Regions from separate parts of the Mus musculus genome. Here region 2 is linked to region 1. A link is a loop called in an ENCODE intact Hi-C map of the cell type or tissue named here. Cell type or tissue: heart. All regions are shown on one strand.

Region 1 (4,000 bases):
TCCTGAATGATGTCTACACTCAGTCTTCTGGGGCTTAGGAAACGGTGGGAAAAAACAAAAACAGAAAACATATCTACTTTCCATGAGCTCACGATTTCATTCTTTCCTGATAATATTCATCTAAGGATATAATCCTAAGTTCTCGTAAATAATTTCCATGCAAGAAGTATAAAATATGAACCTATGTGTGACAGCACACACCTTCACTCGCTTCACTTGTGAGGCCGAGGCTGGCAGATCTGTTGGTTCAAGACTATGCAGGAGTACCAGTTTCAAAAACGGGGGGGGGGCGGGGGGGAGAGAATGGGATCTAAGTTTCAACAATAAATGTTAGTATAGAAGAAAGAGTCGGAGGAATTGGAGAGACAGCTCAGTGGATAATAAAGCCCCTGGCATAAAAAAAAAAAAGACTTGAGCTCAAATCCTCAACACCCATGAAAAAATGCTGGGGAGGGGGAGAAGGCCGATCAAAACTCAATGGGCAGCCAGTTTAGGCAAACTGATGCGCTCCAGTTCCTGTGAGAGTCCTGTGTAGTGGTGCACACCTTTAAATCCAGCAGAGAGTGTCTGAGTTCAGGGCTAACTTGGCTGACATAGTTTTCCTGGCCAGCCAGGTCTCCATAGTGAGGCACTGTCTCAATAAATAGGGCAAAGAGCTACTGAGGGAGGGAAGCCACTCATCATCGATCTCTGGCCTACACACCAATAGCTGCAGACAATCAACAAGAGAAAGATGGAGTGGACGAGGATCAGCAGAGAGCCTGAGAACCCCAAGGAAGAAATCCTGGGGGGGGAGGGATTCTCAACTATGCCACATTATCAGCAACGCGATTTCAGGCAAGCTCCTTCACCGAGCTCCAACTCACGACGAGACAGGTCATTTCCGAGCTACCGTGGCGAGCAGCGCGCCTAACATCTGCATCACCATCACTATTATATGGGACACCCCCGCCCCCCGAGCCTCCTTCCCCGACCCCGTGACCTCACAAAGTGTGTCGTCACAGGACGCGTGTCCAAAGAGACAACCTGGACTACCGAGGGGGCCGGCGGTGGCCGCGATCTATCTGACTGCGGCCATTCTTCCGGAGAATAACCCCCGGCTCCAACTGCAGACCCGAGGCGGGTTCGGATCAATGAGGCCGGGCACGACCGCAATTGCCAGCGCGGCCCGACGGAGGCGGTTAAGCGCCTTCTTCTATGACCTTCTTCCGAAGGCCGCTTGCTCCCGGCTGGGGAGCCGTCTGCGCTCCGGCCGGCTGCTCGCCTAACCCGGGGGACATGGGGCATGGAGTGACAGAGTTTCCCGGCGCGTCCCGCACGCCTTCCCACTCCCGGAGCACCGCTGCTTCCCCGGGCCTGCACCTCCAGCCACCTCGGAAACTCCCGCGCCCTTCGGCCCGTTGTCCTCGCCGCCCTCGTCGCCCTCGTCGCCCTCGCCGCCCCGCTTGACAGTCGTCACCTGTCAGCGCCCCGCAGCTCAGCGCGCCCCGCCGTCCAGACAGCAGCAGGCCGCGGCTTGACCCCTGCGGCTTCCCGTCCGCGCGCGGGCCGCTCGGCTCCAGCCCAGGGCCTACCAGAGGCAGATGAGCTCACCTAGCTTCACGACCGTGTCGGCCATGCACCGGTCCCACTTTCTGCCCAGCTCGGACTCCGACATGTTCCTCACTGGCAACTCCAGCACTCTTCACGGCCGGCCCCCGCGCTCCTACTGATGGCAAGTCTCGCGAGAGCCGGCCGCCACCATAAGCTTCCGGCCGGAGCCGGCGCGCCAAATATCGCGGGATCACATACGTCGTCCCTGGCTTCCGGCTTTTCTTCGCTCGGTCGTCAAGGTGACAGGTTGCCTGGGAGCCGGAGGTGACCCTGACCTTGGAGATAGCGGAAGGGAAGCGAAGACTGACTACATCCAGAGTACAGAAGGCCTTGTCTTTCCTGGGTTTTTCATATTTGTACATAATTATTTTGGCCATTGCCCTCCTCCCGTTCTACTGTTGCCCTCTTTCATCCTCCATTTTATACCTACTGAACCCCATCTTCCTCATGTGTGTATGTGTATATATGTGTGTATGTATATGTATACATGTATATATATAAAATATACGTATATTATATATCTATATTATATATAATAAAACATATAACAAATAAAATAATGTGTGTGTGTGTGTGTGTGTATATATATATATATATATATGTTATATACTTTGTTTTTGTTTTTGTTTTTTTTTTTTTTTGAGGCAGGGTCTCTCTGTGTAGCCCTGGCTGTCCTGGAACTCACTCTGTAGACCAGACTGGCCTTGAACTCAGAAAACCCCTGCTTCTGCCTCCCAAGTGCTGGGATTAGAGGCATGTGCCACCACTGCCCGGCATGTTATATGAGGGTTTGGTTTTGTTTTCTGTTTCTCTGATTGTCTCTGTTTTGTTTTGTTTTGTTTTTCAGAGACAGGGATTCTCTGTGTAGCCCTGGCTGTCCTGGACCTGGCTCTGTAGAGCAGGCTGGCCTTGAATTAAGAGATCTACCTGTCTCTGCCTTGTAGGGCTGAGATCAAAGATGTGCACCACTCCATCCACAGTTTAATTAGGGTTGTCTGCATGGCCACAGTCGGGGAGTATTTATTTGAGCATGAACGACTTCCATTCAAATGGATTTAAAAACAACCCCCCACCCTGCTGCATTTTATACAGAGTGTGTGGGTGCCTGCGCATGCCCTATAATGGCACATGTGGGAGTCAGAGGACAGCTAGTGGGAGTGGGTGCCCCTCCACCCTGTGGGTGCCAGGGACTGAACGCAGATCACCAGACTTAGAGGCAGTGCTATTACTTGCCGAGTGACCTAAACAGCCCTAAAGCGCAACCAGTGTTACTTTATAGATACTTCTTTTCTTCCACCCACTCAACCCCCTAACACTAGATAGGCGATAAGAAAGGATAGGGCAACAGGTGACGTTATCATTAGACTGTTTCCTGCTGATGAGGGGCATTGAGTTCCTTGGAGCAAGCTTGATCTTCTCCAGCAGAATAGCTAGTTTCTTATTGTTTCTTCCCACTTTACTACTTAACCAGCAGCAACCCACCAACAACCTGCCCCTTGAGGCCCTAGCATTTATAGACCCTTTGGAAAGTCCCCAGGATCCAAACGTCACACAGTCGCAGAAACCATCTGCAGCTGGCAGAATCACACCCCTGGTAGAGCTCGAGGCCACGTCAGCGCTGTGGACAGTCTGAAGCAGCCCTACATCCCACACCTGGGATTAAGACAAAAGCCAAGTCTTATTTCTGTGTTTTTCAAAGAAACCAAACTTCTCACTACTCAAATACCTCTCTCTCTCTCTATCTCGTTTTAAACTGCATTTGTCCCTGCTTCCTGGACGTCTGTCTCTCTGGCTACTCATACCTGCAAGACACCACCCTCCCTGATTCTGATGGTTTCCTCCAGCCCTCACCTTTCCCTGCCTGTTTAGAATGCGGATTCTCACACCTCCATCTAACCTCTATTATGTATTGTTTCAGATGAAATGTCTATCCCACCCATACTAGTGTCTGAGAGGCATTAACTATTAGTCCTTCCTATCAAACAATGTAAAACTTATGTTTACAGGGAATTTAAAAAATATATTTATTTATTTATTATATGTAAGCACACTGTAGCTGTCTTCAGACACTCCAGAAGAGGGTGTCAGATCTCATTACAGATGGTTGTGAGCCACCATGTGGTTGCTGGGATTTGAACTCAGGACCTTTGGAAGCGCAGTCGGTGCTCTTAACCACTGAGCCATCTCACCAGCCCCACAGGGAATTTTTTCAATCTCTCCCGACTTTGAAAAGTTTTATGCCAATGTTTTCACCACTCCCATCCCCGACCTTATAAAATTTGTTTGCAGTCTCAGAATTGAAGAGGTCAGCCCTTCCTTCCCTGGTCCTGCATTTCCCTTTTCTGCAATCATTTAAAGCTAGCCAATCACAGAAGACTGTGAGGTCAGACTTCAGCCAATGGAGTTA
Region 2 (4,000 bases), 220 kb before region 1:
CAGAGAAACCCTGCTCAGTATGACAGATACAATCTAACCATTTGCAGAATGCCCACACCTGGGGCCACGGCATTCAACTTTGATGCTTTTTGTTTTGTTTTTCAAGAGCAGGTTTCTGTGTGTCACAACCCTGGCTCCATTTGTAAGCCTGGCTGGTCTCAAACTCAGAGATCCGCTGCCTCTGCCTCCCAGCGCTGGGATTAAAGACCCACACCACCTCGCCCAGCTTCACTTGATGGTTTGATGTCTACCGCAGTTTGTACTTCTACTGGAGCTAGGTGGCCTCCCTTAACAGTTTTTAATCCCTGAAAAACAAAGTGCTGAATGCCTCCTATGACCCAGGAACTGTTCGAAGCAGTAGCTGAATACAATTAACTCTAATTGCAACTTAAACAAAATACCTATCCAATTTGCCGGAAGCTCTGAAGGCAGGAGATACAAATGGGGTTAGTTTATTGAGTCTTGATCAATAAAATTCAGCGTAGTGTATCAAATGAAGAAAATACTTTATGTAGTGGGACAGAGGCACACATCTTTAATCCCAGCAGATGGCTATGAGTTTAAGGGCAACCTGGTCTACACAGGGGATTCCCGGCCAGCCCTAAGACTACATAGCGAGACTTTCTCAAGAGGGAAAGATTGGTTTGGTTTTGTTGGGTTTTGTTTTTTGAAACCCTGTCACCCTATAGCCCAGGCAAATCCCCCAGTCTCATTGCCACATCTGCCTTTGTAGACTCCTTAGCTGTATTCCATTCTTCCATGGCTCAACCTGACCATTCCTAGAGGAGAACACACTAACAGTGCCTCTTGCAACAACACACCTAGCAGGCAGGCTCCCTCGGACCTGCTAACCCGTTCCTCTCCCCGTTTCTTTATTCTTTTCCTTCTCTCTCCCCACGTTCCTGGACCCATGTCCCCGTTCCATTAAGTTGCTTCCCCTCGCCTTCCTCCGTTCTGTTTCCAGCTGCTACTCTTGTATCCGGCTCCCAGAAACAGCTGGCCCGGGACTCTCATGCCTTTTACTTGGGGAACCCAAAACGTGGGAAGCAAGCTCTGTGGAAGCTACCTTTAGCTCTCCGCCCTCGATACCCCAGTGCAAAAGTGGGCGAGGACACCCAGGAGGGCCAGCATGACACCGAGCGGGACCTAGGTCCTTTCCCATTCGGCTTCATGACAGCTGCACCTCGAGGTCACCTCTCAGACCCGCTCGGACCCTCGGGGGACCCTGCCGCAGCGTTCCACCAAGCCTGACCCTTGCTTCCCCCTCAGCGACCGGCCCTGCGCATCCCCAGCGCCGCTTCCCGCACTCCCGGCCCGCCTCACCCGTCCCCCGGCACCTCCCGCAGCTTCAGCCCCAGGGCCTGCAGTTGGTTGGCGAAGCTCACAAACTCTTCTTCGCAGCCGCTGCCGCCAGGATCGGGCCGGTTCCGCCGCTCCTTGGCCAGCGCCCGGCGCGCCGCCCGCTCGTCCCGCTTACGCTCCGCCTCGGCTCTGCGGCCGCCGCTGCCCGGCCGGCTCTTCGCCGCTTGCTTTCGGGACATGGCTGCGGCGGCACACGGCTTCGCCGCGGAAGGAGCCGAAGCCGGAGCCGGAGCCGCAGAGCCCGGGGCCGCAGCCTCAGCCGGCCACCGGGCGGAGCGGCGCAGGGGGACGACGCCTGGCGACAGCGGCGCGGCCACTGCGCCGGCGCGGTCGCCTGGCAGCCAGGTCACGTGGTGGTAGCTCCGCCCCCGGGGCGGGGCCAGCAGGCACCATAGAGAAAGATAGGAAGACTAGAGAAGCACCTGTTTTGTTGGTTATTTTCTGCCCCCTCGTGGTGGGTAGTGCTCAGTGAGGCGCAGTGGGACCAGACAGGTCAAGGATGACTGAGGATGTCAGAAGAGAGGCAAGAGCAAAAAAATGCGGAAAAGAAGGAAAGGGTGACCGGGCCTGGTGGCGCACGCCTTTAATCCCAGCACTTGGGAGGCAGAGGCAGGCGAATTTCTGAGTTCGAGGCCAGCCTGGTCTACAGAGTGAGTTCCAGGACAAGGAAAGGATGATAAGGGAATATGTTTGTCTAGAATGCGCTAATCCGCAATCAATTACAAACGCCTGCGTGCGTGCACAGACCCTTTAAAAACTCAGCCTACAGTAGCTAGGGAAATAGCTCAGTCCATATAAGTGCTTGCTCCATATGCCAGGTTCGACCTGAGTTCGGATCTCCATCACCCACTTTAAGAAGGGTAGGCCTGTCAGAGAGCCCCTGTGATCCCATCCCTAAGGAGGAAGAGACAGCCCACTGCACTCACTGCCAGGCAGTTTAGCCAATCAGTGAGCTACAAGTTGGCTTACACTTCAAGATCAGCATCCATCCTTGGAGGCCATCAGGACAGGAACTCAAGCAGGTCTAAAACCCCCGAGGCAGGAGCTGATGCAGAGGCCATGGAGGGCGCTGCTTACTGGCTTGCTTCCCCTGACTTGCTCAGTGTTATGTTTTATAAAACGGCAGTATAATGTGGCGGCAGGAGAACCTCAGCAGGCCCATTCCTCTGAGGACTCACCACCATACGACAGGCCTAGAACAAAAGGAAGTTTATCGAGGGAAGGGAAGGGAACCTGGAAAAGGAGTAGAGGCAGAGAAAGGAGGGGGACAGAGAAGGACAGAAAGAGAAGAGAGAAACAGAGGTAGGGTCCAGTCAGGGATATGAGAGAGAGAGATTATGGTTAACAGTGGTCTTCAAACCTGGCAGGGAGAAACGCAAGCTGTTGCTAGGTAACTGTTGGGCAGAGCCTAAAGGAATTGACAACACGCAGCCTGCTTTCTTATAGAACCCAGGACTACACGCTTAGGGATGGCACCACCCATAATGGGCTGGGCCCTCCCCCATTGATCACTAATTAAGAAAAGCTCTACAGCCAGATCTCATGGAGACACTTCCTCAACTGAGGAAGCCAAATAGGCCATTTCCTCCCCAACTTCCTTTTCGGTGATGATGTTCCCTCACAGCAATAAAACCCTAACTAAGACATCCTGTGACAAGAAATGAGATAGACCATGAACTCATTGTGCCTATGGTTACCCACACAAAATATCAAGTCAAGACGGTGATGGAGATTCCTGGGAGTGAGGGACGGAGTAAGTAAGAGTGTATAAAATCAAATGCATTTTTTTACATGGTTGAAGTTGTCAAAGGTGAGGTGTGGGGCTGGAGAGGTGGCTCAGTGGCTAAGAGCCCTTGTGATTCTTACAGAGGGTCTGGATTCAGTTCCCAGGTGCTAAGGTGCTTCATGACCATCTGTAATCCAGTTCCAGGGGAGCTGGGAGCTGGTCCTCTCTTCTGATCTCCACAAGCTCTGCATACACATGGTACACCCACACACACACACACACACATACACACATATACACACATACACACATACATACACATATACACACATACATACACATATACACACACATACACAGACACACACACATATACACACATACAACACATACATACATACACACATACACACATACATACATGCACACACATACATACAAACAACACACATGCAGACAAAACACTCATAAACAAAATAAAAATGTCTAAATCTTTTTTAAAACTAAGGTGGAGAGCAGGATAGGCTGACTCTGGCCTCCATCTACGTGCATACACAGGAGCACGCACACACGGACATGGTGAGCACTCATTGAGAGACATGCTTCTATGTGACTTGGTTTGTTTTTTTTTTTCCCAAAATACAGGAACTTCAACCACAAAAGTTAACTAGCTGAAAGGGCCACGCAGCTGAGAAGCAAAGCTCTGTCTGACTCTGGAGCCCAGATATTTCATTAATCCTGTCCTTCCCCCTTTAATCCAAAGAAGAAAGCAGAAAGAGCCCTTCAGTCCAATAATTGGGATTTCATCCTGGGATGGCCAATCTAGGTCTGCCTGGACTAAAGCTGTTTCTGGGACGCACACAACTTTCTGGTTCAAACTGATAGTGTTGGGGAAAACCAGGAGAGTTGTTT

What was found. Hi-C counts contacts between places; a loop is a spot of excess contacts. Peaks named below come from ENCODE experiments on the same cell type or tissue, not always from the same donor. Only the 100,000 strongest peaks of a DNase experiment are listed, where the experiment ranks them.
Region 2: it touches region 1 in a loop (4-fold over the local background); 1 of 42 quality-filtered maps calls a loop at or near these places.

The regions. Positions count from the first base shown.
Region 1 is chr4:139,129,329-139,133,328 of GRCm38, forward strand. It overlaps Micos10 (mitochondrial contact site and cristae organizing system subunit 10), which reads right to left and starts at 1,785. Exons shown (of 4, transcript NM_001163006.2): 1 at 1,594-1,785. The coding sequence starts at 1,657. In heart, no CTCF peak of the experiment used is centred here; DNase peaks (open chromatin) are centred at 1,013 and 1,773; H3K4me3 peaks cover 1,929 bases; H3K27ac peaks cover 2,027 bases.
Region 2 is chr4:138,912,287-138,916,286 of GRCm38, forward strand. It overlaps Otud3 (OTU domain containing 3), which reads right to left and starts at 1,682. Exons shown (of 8, transcript NM_028453.2): 1 at 1,324-1,682. The coding sequence starts at 1,541. In heart, a CTCF peak has its summit at 1,814 (motif pointing left); DNase peaks (open chromatin) are centred at 1,113 and 1,735; H3K4me3 peaks cover 1,599 bases; H3K27ac peaks cover 1,122 bases.